2 separate regions of the Homo sapiens genome follow, and region 2 is linked to region 1. Evidence: read pairs that join two places in POLR2A ChIA-PET (ENCODE). Cell type or tissue: OCI-LY7. All regions are shown on one strand. Links, peaks and the distances in the headings refer to the core of each region. The heading gives the core; the rest is flanking DNA.

Evidence for each region. Peaks named below come from ENCODE experiments on the same cell type or tissue, not always from the same donor. Only the 100,000 strongest peaks of a DNase experiment are listed, where the experiment ranks them.
Region 2: POLR2A ChIA-PET joins it to region 1 with 7 read pairs; 3 of 35 experiments call an interaction of 5 or more read pairs at or near these places.

The regions. Positions count from the first base shown.
Region 1 is chr20:45,050,839-45,056,219 of GRCh38, forward strand. The region is part of intron 10 of STK4 (serine/threonine kinase 4); the gene reads left to right. Among named protein-coding and RNA genes, the nearest start is that of KCNS1, 48 kb to the right of the region's middle. RefSeq lists a silencer at 992-1,061. In OCI-LY7, for the core only: no CTCF peak of the experiment used is centred there; DNase peaks (open chromatin) are centred at 773 and 2,493; H3K4me3 peaks cover 2,259 bases; H3K27ac peaks cover 2,896 bases.
Region 2 is chr20:44,871,008-44,876,388 of GRCh38, forward strand. No RefSeq gene overlaps it. Among named protein-coding and RNA genes, the nearest start is that of YWHAB, 12 kb to the right of the region's middle. In OCI-LY7, for the core only: no CTCF peak of the experiment used is centred there; no DNase peak of the experiment used is centred there.

The sequences.
Region 1 (5,381 bases), core at 180-5,179:
AAAATATTAACCCTTACTTTGTTTTAGAATGTTTTATTATTTTTTCTTTCTCAATATTTAATCTATCATGTATTTGTCTTGGTGTTAAGAGTAAGGTAGCAATCGAGCTTTATATTTTTCTAACAACCAAGGGTTTAAAAAATACATAATTAATTTAGAATTACCAAATCTTAATAGCTTATAGTACCTAAAAGTGGCTTGTTTTTACAGATAGAAACTTTCCACTTCAAACTCTGAGTTTTAATGTTTTTCGGCTTTTAAAACCTCTAGAAAGAAACTGTGAACAGAACACCGTATTGGTTTTGGCATTAACCTTAATGCATCTCAAATAGGCTGATTCTACAGAATTTGATCCAAAGTACTTCTATGTCTTGATCCTTTTTTTGCCAAGCAAAATTGATTGTTTCTAACCAAAAGGCCTTTAGTGCTAGACTGAAAGAAAAGTAAGGTGGTCCTTCTGTGCTGGTTGTATTTTATATAATTTGGCATCAAGTACAATGCTTTTTATTTTTCTCTTTAGTTTCTTTCTTTTCTCTAGCCTTTGATGGTCCAGGCCTCTTGTTGCTAGGGGGCTTTTTGGGAGACAAATTCAAATCCTTACTGTCTAGCTCATTGTTATTGTATCTTTTAGTGAGTTCCTTTTTTCATGGTAGTTCAATAAGTGGTTACCAGGGGTCTTTCTTTGACAGTTATTACTAGCTTCTCTTGTATAGTGGGATTTAGCTGTGGGTTGATTTGTTGTGCTGGTATGTTTTCAACTGCAGCGATGCATTGCTCTATCACATGGATTCTTTTTATAGCTTCATTAGAGGTGTTTTAGTTCCTCTTTTGAATATTTATCTGAGTATCTTAGTACCTTGGCAGTCACACTATCCTAAATTATTATAGTGCCTTCTAAAGTAGATTTTGTCATTGAGGCTTATGTTTAGGTCAGGCTTGCAGGCAGGGAGACAGATTATGCCATTGTGGTTGAGAGGCATATAGTGGTTAAAACCACTGGAGTTATTCTGTTAGGGCTCATAGCCTATCTTCTCCACCTATTATGCCACCTGTCTAACCCTTGATTGTCTTATCTGTCAAACATGGTAAAGTCATACCTCTTTCATAGGGCTGTCGTGAGTATCAAATGAGATGCAGGTTGCGTAATCCCAAATCCAAAAATCCAAAATCCAAAACACTTCTGGTCCCAGGCATCTTGGATAAGGGATACTAAACCTGTAATGCACGTAAAGCACCTTTAGGACAATGGTCCTTACTGCTGGCCTGCAATAAGCACTTAATAAATGTTATTATTTTCTTCTTTTTTGGTGTTGGTTTGCTCTTCTATAATGTTACAATGCTATTTTGTTAACCTTCTAGTTGTAAAAACACACTCATTATAGAAAGTTTAGAGACTGAAGAAAAGCTTAAAGAAGAAAATGTCTCTTACAACTCTTCCACCCCCCCCAGCAATAATAATTACATTTTAACATTTCCTTCCAGTTTTTTAATACTTAGATATTATTTTACACAGCTGAGATCATTCTGCATGCATAATAAATCTTGATTTTTTTTCACTTAACATATCTTAAACATTTTCTCATATCATTAAAAACACTTGTGAAATCATTTTTAAGGGTCACATAGTAGCCCATCACATTACATTCTTTTGATTGATTTAATCATCCTCTTTTTACTTGGCATTTAACATTTGGGGCTTTTTTGGTTGGAGTTGGGTTGTTTTCAGGTCGTTCTAATATATTAAGCCAGGCTTTTTTCTTGTCAACAGGAGGTTTGGGGATTGAGTCTTTGTGATTGTTTTTATTGTTGCATTTTTTTGCCTGTTGAGTGTGTGAATTAAGCTGGGGTTTTAACCATCAGCACCTGCGCTCTCAGACTCTTGCCACCACCTTTCTGGACAATCTCCATGCTCTGCTTTTTAAACTTTTTCTGATGAGTTTCTTTTCTTCTGTGCTAGAAGAAAGATGAATGGAGACTATGTTTGGTGTTTAGGTTTCTGACCCGGCAGTGCCATGTGAATGCCCAGTAGCTAGCCAAGGTCAACAGCACTGCCTGTTAATGGCTTTTTACTGAAGTAGTCCTGTCGAGCAGTTTCTGGTGAGAAGACTATCCTAAATTGTTCTTGACAGGGTACACTATTTTTGTTTCAACTTCTTATTTTTCCTGTAAAGCTTGGTTTAAAGTATGTTGAGACTGAATTTATTTGTGCTTTGGAATATAATGAGATTTTGTGCTCTTTTCTTTCAGAAAACTAGCCAAGAACAGCAGTCTGGAAAAGACATATGTATCCAAAATTGCCAGGGAAACCTGCTGTGTAGATACGCTTTCTGAGAAACCACATGGTAAATGAATGTCATCTTTGTCTCAGAACCACAGTAGCCTGGTTCTGCTGGTGGATCGTGCTAGCTGATTTGAGCTGGGTTTTTAACTCAGTTATTGAAATGGCTTTGAGAGCAGGACTTAAATGCCTGCGGTTTTTGACCTCAAGAGGTTGCTTAAAACAGTATCAGCCTGTGTGAGCCTGAGACTGTTTTTCATTTCCTTTGTTTGGTTCGGAGACTGCTTGATCCATGGCTGCTTGGCAGGCTTCTTCTTTAGCGTTCATTCTTGTGGCCATTTATTCTCTGATATTAAACTACAGGATAATTTTAATCTCAACTACATGGTGAGAAAAAGAGCTGAGTCCAGACTGGCTCAGAAATGGAGCCTAAGAACTGCAATAAGTATCCTAGCACCTTAGGCCCTAGGAAGGACTGTTCCATAGTTAACTTCTGTGTGGCTTCACTGTAAGCACAGGTGACAGATGGGCATGTCTTGAATTCCTAGAAGCCATTGTCTCTCTCAATCATCTGTTCCAACACTGTATCAGAGAATGATAAACTTTCAGAATTGAAAAGGGTCTTAAAGGACATATTTTCCAGCTCTTGCTATATTTCCAACAAGAGGCATCATCTCACATTTGCTTGACTACCTGCAGTCATTTCTGAGAAGAGGGAATTCCACAAGTTGGAAGTAGTTCAAATCATTGCTCAAAGCTGTGTGTAAAGATAGTAGTTTTTTTTTGTTTTTTGTTTTTTTTTTCAGCCAAAATTTGTCCCCAGGGAACCTCTATCCATGAAATTTTGATTACTTCTCACAGGAACTTTAGCAAAAGTTAGTTGGGATTGTCTGGATTTTCCGTTTTGCAGATAGAGAAAGCCACCATCTCTTTCCCCTAACTACTTAGTACTATGGTAACTTGGGTTTAGGAAAATTTGCCAGTTCATTGTTACCAAGGCAAGTGACTAAATCGTGGGTTCTCTGTATGCTAATGCTGCCCCGCATATAGGCTTTACTGCTGTCCGTGCTTCATTCTCTCTCTGTTTAGCTGAGAAAATGAGTGTGAAAGCACTTAGCCAATAGTAGTAGATGTTGGGTGACATTTCATTAAAAGTGCAGACTCCTGGCCAGGTGCGGGGCTCACATCTGTAATCCTAGCACTTTGAGAGGCCAAAGCGGGAGGATCCCTCGAGCCCAGGAGTTTGAGACCAGCCTGACCAATGTAGCTAGACCTTGTCTCTACAAAAAATTAAAAAATTAGCCAGGCATGGTGGTGCCCACCTGTAGTCCTGCTACTCAAGAGGCTGAGGCAGGAGGATCACTTGAACCCGGAGTTTGAGGCTGCAGTAAGCTATGATTGCACCACTGCACTCTAGCCTGGGCAACAGTGGGACACCCTATCTTTTTTTTTTTTTTTTTTCAAAAAAAAAAAAAAAGGAAAAAGTACAGACCCCAGAGTCAGACAGAACCTGATTCAATTTTGATTTCAACCACTTGCGGGCTGTGTTAACCTCAATGGATTATATAATTCTTCAAACCTCAAATTCCCCATCTGTAGCACTGGGTTAATAATTATAGCTGTAAGATTTAATGAAGAGCAAATGAGATTAATACATATAAAATACTTAATGTATGGCTGCTAATAATGAACAGTTAATGCTTAAAAAATTCTGGCTTTTATTATTGCTATTGTTACTATTCCTGTAATCACTGTCCAACAAGGTCCCTGAATCTGCCCTCTCATTAAGGCAATACAGGCAGAGCTTAACCTTCTCTCCCACCTGTCCTTGTGATTTCTTCTCTCCATAGGACTACCCTTGGTATTCATTTTCACCTGATTTACCAAGAATAGCAATATAAGCATCAAAAGAAGGGGTGGGGATGGGCATGTACACAATTTCTCTGGCCCCTGGATATCCCTGCTTCTCTTACATGGGGAGGTTTCAGGAGTGACCTTGTTACTCTGCCGTGTTGTCAGAACTGGAGGTTGGGCGTTAACTTATTTTTTCTCATTTTCCTGCCTTTAGGGAAAACACGTATATTCAGAAATATCATGGTTGTCTCTATTTTCAGAGATGGTTTCATCCTCTGTGGCTCTGTCATTTGAGTATGTGTTTTTAACAATCTACTCATTCCACTTTGTCCTTGTGGTCTAGATTTCTTAGTAGTCAGTTTTGTTTGGTTTCACTCCAGATGTAGGTCTCTGCCGCTTCCCAAGACATCTTAATTTCATGCACATTTAAAAATTTATTGGCATCAAGTTTCAGATTTTAAAATTTGCAGTATCTGTATTTATAGCTTGCTTTTCATTCCTGTTATTTGTTTCTTCTTTTTTTTCCGGGGGGTGGGGATCAGTCTTATCAAAGTGTAATTTTTTTTTTAAGCCCAAACCAGCTTTTGGTTTTGTTGATCCTTGCTACTGCACATTAACTTTTGAATTCATTAATTTATGTTCTTACATCATTTTCTTCTTTCTGCTTTCTATGGGTTTATTTCTCTTTTCTTCACTTGGACAATTCAGCTTACTAATTTTTAATTATCTTTCTTTTCTTTTTCTTTCTTTCTTTCTTTTTTTTTTGTTTTCTTTTTCCCCGAGACGGAGTCTTGCACTGTTGCCCAGGCTGGAGTGCAGTGGCATGATCTTGGCTCACTGCAATCTTTGCCTCCCAGGTTCAAGCAATTCTCCTGTCTCAGCCTCCCGAGTAGCTGGGACTAGAGGTGCACACCACCATGCCTGGCTAATTTTTGTATTTTTAGGAGAGACGGGGTTTCACCATGTTGGCCAGGCTGGTCTGGAACTCCTGACCTCATGATCTGCCTGCCTCGGCCTCTTAAAGTGTTGGGATTACCAGCGTGAGCCCCCGCGCCGGGCCCAATTATCTTTCTTTTCTAACATACATTTAAGGCTGTAAAATTTCCTTTAAATACTATTTCAACTACCTGCCACAATTTTTTGCTATGTAATATTTTTGTAAAGTCAGATTTGTTGAGGTTTAATTTATATGCTATAGAACATGCTCCTTTTAAGTGTACAGTTGGATGAGTTTTAATAGAAATATACA
Region 2 (5,381 bases), core at 71-5,070, 180 kb before region 1:
GTAACCACCTAATTCCCTATAGTCAATCCCTTTCTGCCTACAATACCTAGAGTGGTTTCTGTTCCTATCTCCTGCACAGAGGCATGACTTAGTACAGGTTGGAAGATAATATTCAGAAAAGAGACACAAAGACAAAAAGATGAAAAATTGGAAAGAAAAAGAAAAAAAAACAGTAAAATTAGAAAGCCATTTCAAGAGGTCAAACACCTGAAAAATTAGAGTTCTGGAAAGTGAAGATATAGAAAATGGGGAGAGGAAGGAAGAAAATATTCAAAGAAATAATTCATGAAAATTATTCCAGAACTGAAGAAAGTATATTTTCAGATTGGGAGAGATCATTGAGGAACAATTAGATGTTATGTGCCTCCTGAGATGACGCCATAGAAAATACAAGTCCTGTCTATAAAATATGATTGCCAAAAACTGAACTGAAATCTAATCAGGCCTCTAGATTGAACTACCAGTTTACAGGACATTGGAGGGATGGTGTCACATTTTAAAACAACATGAAGGGCCGTGCGCGGTGGCTCACGTCTGTAATCCTAGCACTTTGGGAGGCCAAGGCAGGCAGATTATCTGACCTCGGGAGTTCGAGACCAGCCTGGGCAATGTGGCAAAACCCCTTCTCTACTAAAAGTACAAAAATTAGCCGGGTGTGGTGGCACATGCCTGTAGTCCCATCTACCCAGGAGGCTGAGGCAGGAGAATCACTTGAGCCCAGGAGGCGGAGGTTACAGTAAGCTGAGATCGCTGCACTGCACTCCAGCCTGGGCGACAGAGCAAGACTCCATCTCAAAAAAAAAAAAAAAAAGAAAGAAAGAAAGAAAGAAATGAAATCTGAGCAATAACTTCCATGAGCTTGAAGGTAGATTCAGCTCCATGACCTCCAGAAAGGAATGCAGCCCAGCTGACAACTTAATTTTTGCTTTGTGAGACTCTAAGTGGCGGATCCCAGCAGACACACACTATACTCAGTCTTCTTACCTACAGAATTGTGAGATAAGAAGTGGGTTCTGTTTAAGCTACTAAATTTGTAGTAATTTGTTACAGCAGCAATAGAGAACAATCATTAGCAACCAGAATATAGAAAACTTGGCAAACAAACAAGAAACAAAAACTTTGTTAATATTAGGGAAAACAAGAAGTTCTATAATAAAGGGAAAGCCATCATGGAATACAGCTGGGCAAGGCTGACAATAGTGTATTTATGGTCACAAAACTGTAAACACTGAATACAAATTTAACTAAAATTATGATATAATCATTTTGACATGATGCATGGGGGCCTGGAGCAGTGGCTCACGCCTATAATCCCAGCACTTTAGGAGGCTGGGCAGGTGGATCACTTGAGCCCAGTAGTTCAAGACCAGCCTGGGCAACATGGTGAAACCCCGTTACTACAAAAATTAGCTGGACACAGTGGTGCACACGTGTAGTCCCAGTTACAGGGGCACTGAGGTGGGAGGATTGATTGAGACCAGGAGGTTGAGGCTGCATGAGCTGAGATCATGCCACACTGCACTTCAGCATAGGTGACAGAGACCCTGTCTCAAAAACAAAAACAAAAAAAAAAAAAAAGGAAAAGAAAGAAAAAAAGGATGCATAGGGAGGGACAGAACATGACATTTACCTGTGGGATTTGGAGGATTTGGAGAAGATGCTGCATAGGGTGTATGAGAAAGAGACAGTCTTTATATTCCATAAAAATTACCCAATAGATATTGCTAAAAGTAAGAAAATTAGGGAATTACAAATTAAGTGCATAATTTTGGTAGCAAAAGGTGGTTGCTCATAGAAGCAGGATATAGGGAAAGGTGTTAAAGACTTTTAAGGCCGGGCGCGGTGGCTCACACCTGTAATCCCAGCACTTTGGGAGGCCAAGGTGGGCAGATCATCTGAGGTCAGGAGTTCGAGACCAGCCTGACCAACATGGAGAAACCCCGTCTCTACTAAAAATACAAAATTAGCCAGGCATGATGGCGGGTGCCTGTAATCCCAGCTACTCAGGAGGCTGAGGCAGAAGAATCACTTGAACCCGGGAGGCGGAGGTTGCAGTGAGCCGAGATCACACCATTGCACTCCAGCCTGGGCAAAAAGAGCAAAACTCCGTCACGAAAAAAAAAAAAAGAGACTTTTAAAACACACACATATAGCAGGTCTTGAAGAACTATTTTCCTCTATCAACTATTCAACTACGTGCAGGTTTAGTCTTAAGTAAGAATAAAATCTAATTTTAAAGCAATTGTTAACTCCAGGGGAAAAAAATTCCAAGTAATATATAAACAAATTGAAAGAATGCTGCAGTGGTATATGTGTAAAGTGATTTTAGAGAGCAAAATTGATTGGTCCATAGTAGGAAGTCAACAGAAACTTATCCAAAATTGAGAATTTAAGAAGGAATTGTGGGGTTTTTTTTTCTTTTTTTTTTTTTTGAGACAAGAGTTTTGCTCTTGTGGCCCAGGCTGGAGTGCCATGGCATGACCTTGGCTCACAGCAACCTCTGCCTCCTGGGTTCAAGCGGTTTTCCTGCCTCAGCCTCCTGTAGTCCCAACTGTCATTTTTTTTTTAAGAAATAAACAAAGAAACAGCTGTTTATGTTATTTAGAAATATGGAGGCACATAGCAGAAGGAACAGCTAAATGAGTTGAAATCACCACCTCTTGGGAGAGGTTAGCAAAAGGATGATGGGTGCGGGAGTGCCCTTTTTCATAATGAAAACAAAATTATCTGGCTTTTGAAATTATGCATAGTGTTACCTAGACAAAAATAAGAATTTACATTGCATTGCTCTGAGATGTTCTTGATTTTATAAGATGTTTTGTGTATATATATATATATATAGTTTCATGTATTTCTAAGGATGTGGGTGGGAGGAGGGATGCTGCCAATTAAACCATGACATGCCACTGATGGTAAAACACATGATTTCAGATATGTTAAAATATGAGAATATGTATATCTTTGAATCTGTGAAATACAGTACTTTTTTAAAATAGATTTTTTTTTTTGAGGCAAGGTCTTGGTCTGTCACCCAGGCTAGAGTGCAGTGGCATGATCCATAGCCCACTGCGACCTCAAACTCTTAGGCTCAAGTGATCCTCAGAAAATTGAGGTCATAGGGTACACGGCCAGCCTGAAAACTAGACAGGACAATACACAGAATCACAGTTTACCAGGAGCAGAAGCAGCTGGAAACAATAACTGGTGGGAACATTTAAACAGTAATTATGAATTGCTGGAGGCTGACTGTGGACTAGCTTGAGGGTTTAAAAAACCCAGGTGCCCGTTCTTGGGGGGCTAGGGGGCAGAGGTATATTTTTGTGAGTTTGGCCTCCCAGAGTCCCACCAGTTTCTCACAGTGAAGATCTGAACAAAATCCCCTCACACTTTGGACAGGAGTAGGGTAAATAAACCATGTGGAAATAAGCCCAGAGTGCTCTGTTCTCTGTAGCAAAGGCCTGCCCTCAATGGATACTACTTTACCAGCATCTTACTAGCCTAGAGGAAGGGCAATTAGACAACTACAGCCTCCTTTAGCTTTCCCATCTCATGTAGGGGGAGAAAAAAAAAGCAAAGAAATTCTTCTGGAGGTTATAGCCCAGGGACTCGGGCCCGTTAAAAAAAAAACCAAAAGCTGGGAGTGGTGGCTCACGCCTGTAATCCCAACACTTTGGGAGGACAAGGCAGGCAGATCACAAGGTCAAGAGATCGAGACCATCCTGGCCAACATGGTGAAACCCCATCTCTACTAAAAATACAAAAATTAGCTGGACATGGTGGCATGTGCCTACAGTCCCAGCTAGTCGGAAGGCTGAGGCAGGAGAATCACTTGAACCCGGGAGGTGGAAGTTGCAGTGAGCTGAGATCGTGCCACTGCACTCCAGCCTGGCAACAGAGCGAGACTCCGTCTCAAAATAAATAAATAAATAAATAAATAAATAACCAAAAATGGAGATTTAATTATAAGTTTAAGCTTTCCCCTCACCAATACCTCACCAGCACAGCAACAGAGCTCCATGTAAAAACAGTGGATTACAACTGAAAGAGCTGCAAGACACAAACCAGAATTACCAAGTTTCCAGAGAAACTGCAAGACACCAAGGGAGACAAAAACAAGAACATTTGAGGAAATTGAAGTCTCTGACACTTACAGCTACAGCAAACAGTAAACACAACCTAACTCCTAGACAGACAAAAAAACCACTAAAGCCCAATTTACCTCCGTTACTATTACCTGATACATCATGCCTGACTGTCAACAAAATTTATGACACATTAACAGCAAGAAAAAACACAGTATGAAGAGACAAAGCCAGTGGCAGAAATTTTGGAATTATTGGATCAGAAATTTAAAATTACTGTGATTAGTGTGCTAAGGTCTCTAATGGAAAAAGTAGACAACAGGCCGGGTGCAGTGGCTCACGCCTGTAATCCCAGCACTTTGGGAGGCTGAGGCGGGTGGATCACCTGAAGTCAGGAGTTTGAGACCAGCCTGGCCTACATGGTGAAACCCCATCTCTACTAAAAATACAAAATTAGCCAGGCATAGCTCTATTAATTTTAGCCAAAGCGGACTTCAGAATAAGGGAAATGTCAGGGATAAAGATGAGCATTACATAATGATTAAGGGTGAGATCTCCATGAAGACCCAACAATCCTTAATGAGTACGTGCCTTACAACAACAGACCATCAAAATATGTCAGGCAAAACATACAGAACTGCAAGGAGAAATAGGGAAATCCATTATTATTATTATTATTATTATTATTATTATTATTATTATCTTTGAGACAGAGTCTGGCTCTGTCGCCCAGGCTGGAGTGCAGTGGCGCGAACTCGGCTCACTGCAAGCTCCACCTCCCCAGGTTCATGCCATTCTCCTGTCTCAGCCTCCAGAGTAGCTGGGACTACAGGTGCCCGCCACCATGCCTGGCTAATTTTTGTATTTTTAGTAGAGATGGGGTTTCACCGTGTTAGCCAGGATGGTCTCGATCTCCTGACCTTGTGATCTCCCCACCTCGGCCTCCCAGAGTGCCGGGATTACAGGCACGAGCCACCGCACCCAGCCAGGCAAATCCATTATTATAGTTGAAGACTTCAACATACCTCTAGCACTAATTGACAAATCCAGTAGGCAGAAAAAAGTAGTGAGAATATAGATGTGCAGTACCATGAATCAACTGGATCTAATTGACATTTATAGACTAGTTTATCCCCAAACAGCAGAATACACATTCTTCTCAAGCTCCTATGAAACATTAACCAAGATAGACTACATTTTGGACCATAAAACATATCTTAACAAATGTAAAAGACTAGCAATCATACAAAGTATAACACCAGAGAATTAAACTAGAAATAAGAGAAAGCTGGAAAATCC